Regions from separate parts of the Homo sapiens genome. Here region 2 is linked to region 1. A link is a loop called in an ENCODE intact Hi-C map of the cell type or tissue named here. Cell type or tissue: dorsolateral prefrontal cortex. All regions are shown on one strand. Each heading gives the region's core, and the rest is flanking DNA. Links, peaks and the distances in the headings are about the cores only. Region 1 overlaps KIF2A (kinesin family member 2A). Region 2 has its middle 69 kb from the start of KIF2A.

The links. Hi-C counts contacts between places; a loop is a spot of excess contacts. Peaks named below come from ENCODE experiments on the same cell type or tissue, not always from the same donor. Only the 100,000 strongest peaks of a DNase experiment are listed, where the experiment ranks them.
Region 2: a loop joins it to region 1, with 4 times the contacts of the local background. A loop is called at or near these places in 78 of 110 quality-filtered maps.

Annotation. Positions count from the first base shown.
Region 1 is chr5:62,352,603-62,355,531 of GRCh38, reverse strand. KIF2A (kinesin family member 2A) reads right to left here. Exons shown (of 21, transcript NM_001098511.3): 5 at 2,822-2,929; 6 at 2,157-2,257; 7 at 278-373. Among named protein-coding and RNA genes, the nearest start is that of KIF2A, 48 kb to the right of the region's middle. In dorsolateral prefrontal cortex, for the core only: a CTCF peak has its summit at 1,287; no DNase peak of the experiment used is centred there; H3K27ac peaks cover 1,318 bases.
Region 2 is chr5:62,235,578-62,238,506 of GRCh38, reverse strand. No RefSeq gene overlaps it. Among named protein-coding and RNA genes, the nearest start is that of KIF2A, 69 kb to the left of the region's middle. RefSeq lists enhancers at 1,190-1,689, 1,937-2,136, 1,690-2,191. In dorsolateral prefrontal cortex, for the core only: no CTCF peak of the experiment used is centred there; a DNase peak (open chromatin) is centred at 1,688.

The DNA.
Region 1 (2,929 bases), core at 179-2,678:
TATCACTCCTTTAAGTGTTGCTTTGCCCTCCCAAAGACAGGGAGGTTTTGCTTCGAGAAGGACATCTCTATAGGGAGCATATCTCATATACCAAATTATGGAAAATAAGCATTAATGTGGATAATTTCTTGATTTTCTTCTTAAAATATGGGGAATGAGCACCCACAAGGAAAGGAAAAACTACATAGCTGAACACAATATGAATTTAGCAAGTGTCAAACACGTTTTTATTTGAAGCATAAAAAGTTCCAGAATAATGGTTTACAAAGAATCTTACAGGATCTGCTGTTGTTAATGGTCTATAATCCAAACTTCCTCTAAAGTCTCTGATCATACACATAATTTCATAATTTGGGTTTGTAGCATCAACGTCCTATTAGAAGACAGAGAGAATTCACCATTATAAATATAATAATGTATTTGTTACATTTATATTTGGTTTGAAAATTAAAATTAAATTGTGCCATTTGTCATAACCAAGCCTAAACTTAAACTGACGATATTATATAGTTTCACAGTTGTGGTTTCATAATAAGCTCTGAACCACTTTGTGTTTGTAAAATTGTGTTTTACAAACACAATTCTCTTAGTCGGTATGCATTCTGTTAACTCCAAATTAAGGACTCTTCATTGAAGTTACCCTTCACCTATTTCAAAAATCCATCTGTTATACATATACCTTAATTATCCTATAAAATGCAGCAACAGAGAAATAATGCTCATGTTACCACTGGCAAATAACTCTAGAAAAGCTGAAATTCTAGGAAAATTCATTTAATCAGATTCATCTTCTAATTTAATCCAGTGTTTCAGCAAAGTATAAATACAGATTCATTTGTCTTCATTTTCTATTTTTGCTGACCTTCTAAAAAATACTAAGTAATGACAAAACTGCCCCAAATCAACAGAACATAGAACTTAAAGGAATCAGAAGCCAAGATCATTTTAAAAAAACTTTAAAATTCAAATTTTTGAATGCCAACTACAATTTATTTGGCTTCAAAACAGAAATTCAGATTAAGATACAAATAGCAATAGTCAACAGTCTTTCCTAGCCTTGAACAATAAATTATTAATCATTCTAAGAAGTCACATTTTTTTATACATCATATTCAGATTTGTTTTGAATGCAACTAAATTACAAACTGTTACTGAAACTTACTTTCAATTAACCTTCTTCTAGGAAATAATACCACCTATGTCAACTGAGAAGCAGACTGTGAAGTGAGAATTAAGAGATCACAGAGAGATGTGTAAGTATTATGAAGTACCCACAGGAAACACCAGGTGGCATCTATGCTAAGTATTAGTAGATAATATGTTTTATTATTCATTTCAAAACCCAACTGGTCATTCTCAGGTCACTTTCAGATAAAAGCTGATTCATTCAGGTTGGATATAATACTAGGTCCACAATTCCACAACACAACATCTGAACTGGTAGTTTAACATGATTAAGGGCATTTGAACATACTATTAAATAAATAATCTTGATGTTTTATTAGAGAAAAGTAGTTCTGAAAATGTAATAGATGCCATACAAGCACAATGGTGCAGTTATGTATAATAACAAAATGTCTAATATGTAAAGACCTGTAGAAGAGTAAAAGACCAGTTTTCTATGCAATTTTCCCACTGCTATTAAACAGTCTTGCTACCATCTGAAGGGACCCTGAGGGGGACACAATAGAGATCCACTCTTCATATGTGGCATAAATGAAAATCCAAGGAATTTCCCCCCTTTCACTAAGACATGTGAACTTACTAACCATAGAAAAACAATAATAAAATTTATAGTTTAATCATGCACTTTAACTGGGTATTTTTCCCAATGTATTTTTAGGTCTTTTTAAAATAAAAATTCTTAAATGTTACACCATACACATTAGAATTCTGTAACACAATGGCTTTTTCTTAATGGAACAAATTTTAGCGTTAACACATACCAATAAAACATGAAAAGAACAATGCAGTAAAAATGTGTTACGGTAACTTATTTGCACAAGAGTTTATATTATTCCTCAATATCAATTTAAGGAATTCTTAAAATTCTTCAAAAAAAATGCCTTAATTATTTTGTTCACATCAATCACCTTCACTGATATAATCTAATCTCTGGTTGGTACATAAACAAAATATATGTTTATGTTACGAACCTGGGCTCTTTTTTCTCTAAGTTCTTGCTGTTGCAATCTCCTTTTCTCTCGTTTTTCTTGCAGTTTTTCTACTTCTTTCACACAATTAGATTTTCTACGTGCTGAAAAGAAAAGATGAGCTGTAGAAGTATAGTTTTCTTTTTTAGAGTACTAATATTAAACTTTTTTTATGTATAACTTCACCACACACACATAAAAGGTACACAGTGACAAAGCATGCCTATAACAACTACGTGAGCTTTACTTAATGAGCTGCTTTACCAAAACTAAAATAGGACAATGTACAGATGAGAGTCCAGAAAAATGACTCAAACATATTGATACATGTCATCTCTTGGTTTAGAAACACAGACTTTTTAATTCAAAGAATCAAGGAGCCCAACACATTCTTCTGTAACATCTGACAAATTATCATCTGCCCAGAATTTTAAACTCAAACTGAAACATTGCTATAATTTCACAAAAAAATTTTTGCTCCAAAATATACTTTAAAAAACCCAATTAACAGACTAATAAGAAGAAGTTAAATTTTCCACAGTGGTAAAATGAAATCTGCAATCAAGCTTGTATTTAGAGTGTTTACTCTTTGAGGACTTAAAAGGATGACCAAGAGAGAATACATGTATGCCTAAAATGACTAAATCCTTGATACATAATTTACATACAAGGGGGTCCAAATTCCTTTTTTGCAGCTTGAACTGGAGATATATCTGAAACACTACCATTCTGTTGTGCAGAGGAAGACTGTTCAGGAAATTGACTGGGCCGTGCAC
Region 2 (2,929 bases), core at 323-2,822, 120 kb after region 1:
AGTGAAGGGCAGCCAGCTTTGAGAGGGACCCCGGTCTGTTTTGTAGCACAGCAAATGTCAGGGGAAAGGGATTTGGCTTCACCCTTTTCGTTTTCTGACCCTGTTTCCAGGAAGACTTTGTAAAAGTTGAAGACTGCCAGGAACTTATTTAAAACTATAATGGAAGTTTAAAAATGATCATAAAATGCCAGTTTCATGACAGCTTCATGACAAAATCACAGTTTGGCCCTCTTCTCCAAAAACCAAAGAATTCCTGCGAAGCAAATCACCCACCCCAAATTCAGTCACATCCCATCTTTACATTTCTCCCAGTACCTTCTGGTCCTATCAGTTCAATGTCATGCTGAGGATATAAAGGCCGAGGGACAAATGTGGCAGGGGATGGGTTCAATTTATCTGATGCAACCCTGCTGAAATTGTCTTTTTCTACAGACATTTTATCAAGTCATAGGAGAGTTTAACTTTCTCTCTTTCCTAATTAGTTCTATGAACTTATCTATTTTCCTCATATTTTCTAACCCAGTCCTGGAGAGAAATTTGACCTTTATAATGACTACAATATATCAAGTACTTATGATATGCCAGGTAAAATGCTAAATATTACATGTATTATTATAATTATTTGAGACAGGGTCTCACTCCTGTCTCCCAGACTGGAGTGTAGTGGTACCGTCTTGGCTCACAGCAGCCTCAAATTTCAAAGTTCAGGTGATCCTCCCACCTCAGGCCCCCGAGTAGCTGGGACTACAGGCAAGTGCCACCATGCCTGCCTGGTGTGTGTGTGTGTGTGTGTGTGTGTGTGTGTGTGTGTATTTTTGGTAGAGATGGCGTTTCACCATGTTGCTAGGGTGGTCAAACTCCTGGGCTCAAGCAATCCACTCACCTCAGCCTCCCAAAGTGCTGGGATTACAGGCGTGAGCCACCGTGCCTGGCCTGTGATACATATTATTGCATTGAATCCCCAAGTAAGTTAGAGATTCTTAGTCTCTCTACAGTTAAGGAAACCAAGGCTCAGCAGGATCATACAGCAAGATTTCCCCTGACTGCATGGCTAGTAAGTGTTGAGGCTGAGATTCTAACTGAGGTCTATCTCATGGAAAACCCACGCTCACAGCCACTGTGCTGTGTGCTCTTCCTGTCTGGATGTGGTCCTTGTCAGGGTACCTCAGTGTTCTCAAGAGGCACCTCTGGCTTCTGAGATGTAGACAGAAACATCTAGGTATTAGGTTGGTGCAAAAGTAATTGCAGTTTTTGCCATTAAAAGTATGTTTAAGAATTAACATCCCGAATGAAAGGTACTTGAAGTTTAAGCCACTCTGATTACTAATACGATACATAGTGTAGTAGTAACGTATGCCTGAGACCCAGCCTAATATTCTTCTTTGAATTCACACTTAACACTCACTCACACAACCAATTTTATTGAAGCTCTCTTTGTGCAAGAAAGTCCACTTTGAAACTAGAGTTCTCCAGGGAAACAAAAGCCTCCTTAGAAACAATGTTGGAATCTGGATTGCTGTGGAAGAAACTTAAAAAGCTTGAGTCCCTTCCACTTCTATTCTTGGATGGGTTTTGGCTCCTAGCTGGTTCAGAAATTCTTTATCCTCATTTAGATTCTCTAAGGGAGTGGCTCATTCCAGCCCAGCGCAGCCTCATTCTGCCCATAGCAGGTTTCCACCCTGGCTCTGCTCCCCCGCAGGGCGAGCACCAGGAGGGGACAGCTGCTGGGCCCACTTTGCATAGGGGCATGTATGACCCAGGCAGGGCTGACTCTCTGCGGAAAAACCTCAGGGCTGCTTTCTGGCTTTAGTCATATTCGTTAGATGAAACTTGTGGGTGTTACTAAGACATTCTGCGCCCTGAAATTGGGAGTGGTTTTGAAAACTGGTCTCAACTATTAGATTCCGAACCACTAAGCTTCCACATTTACTGACAGTTATATGCAGCAAAGAAGTTTTTCTCATTGCCTGCTTTTCTATCCTTCTATGTGCAAACACTATGTATCTTATTAGTATTTAGAGTGGCTTAAACTTCAAGTACCTTTCATTAGGGATGTTAATTCTTAAATATACTTTTAATGGCAAAAACCGCAATTACTTTTGCACCAACCTAAAACCTAGATGTTTCTGTCTACATAGTCAGATAGTGAGTGGAGGCAGTGCAAGAGATGTCAGTTTTGCAGCTTGCTTTTCTTCAGTTCCTTGCATCAGATTCTGTTCTCTGTTCTGATTCTCTTTTCAGACACCTGTTTCTCCTCGTTTTCTAGTTTCTGGTAGTATTACCTCGGAATCTAGAACTAACCCCCGAGTGCTCCTTGGCTGAGAGCACTTCAATACCTAATGGATGATAACAGGATCTAACATGGAGTTGTGGGGAAATCATGGACACAGGATTTATTTATTTAATAAATATATTTATTGTCACTACATGGAGAGTACACCAACTCACCTCTGGATGAGTGGGGAAACTGCTGTTATGAGGTCATTTCCCCAAAATGACTCTTTTGTTATCATGTCAGGGTGGCTTTACTTCCACCATTAGTTGCTTCTTTTTTTTTTTTTTTTTTTTTTTTGAGATGGAATCTCGCTCTGTTGCTCAGACTGGAGTGCAGTTGCGTGATCTTGGCTCACTGCAACCTCCGCCTCCTGGGTTCAAGTGATTCTTGTGCCTTAGCCTCCCAAATAGCTGGGACTACAGGCATGCACCACCACGCCCGGCTAATTTTTGTATTTTTAGTAGAGACAGGGTTTCACCATGTTGGCCAGGCTGGCTGGTACTCGTGACCTTAAGGGATCTGCCTATCCTGGCTTCCCAAAGTGCTGGGATTACAGGTGTGAGCCACCGTGTTCAGCCTGCTTCCTTTTTTAAAACCAATTTTTTCCTATGCTGGTATTCAAGGAAATGTTACTAAGCATACAGTAAAAGGTGC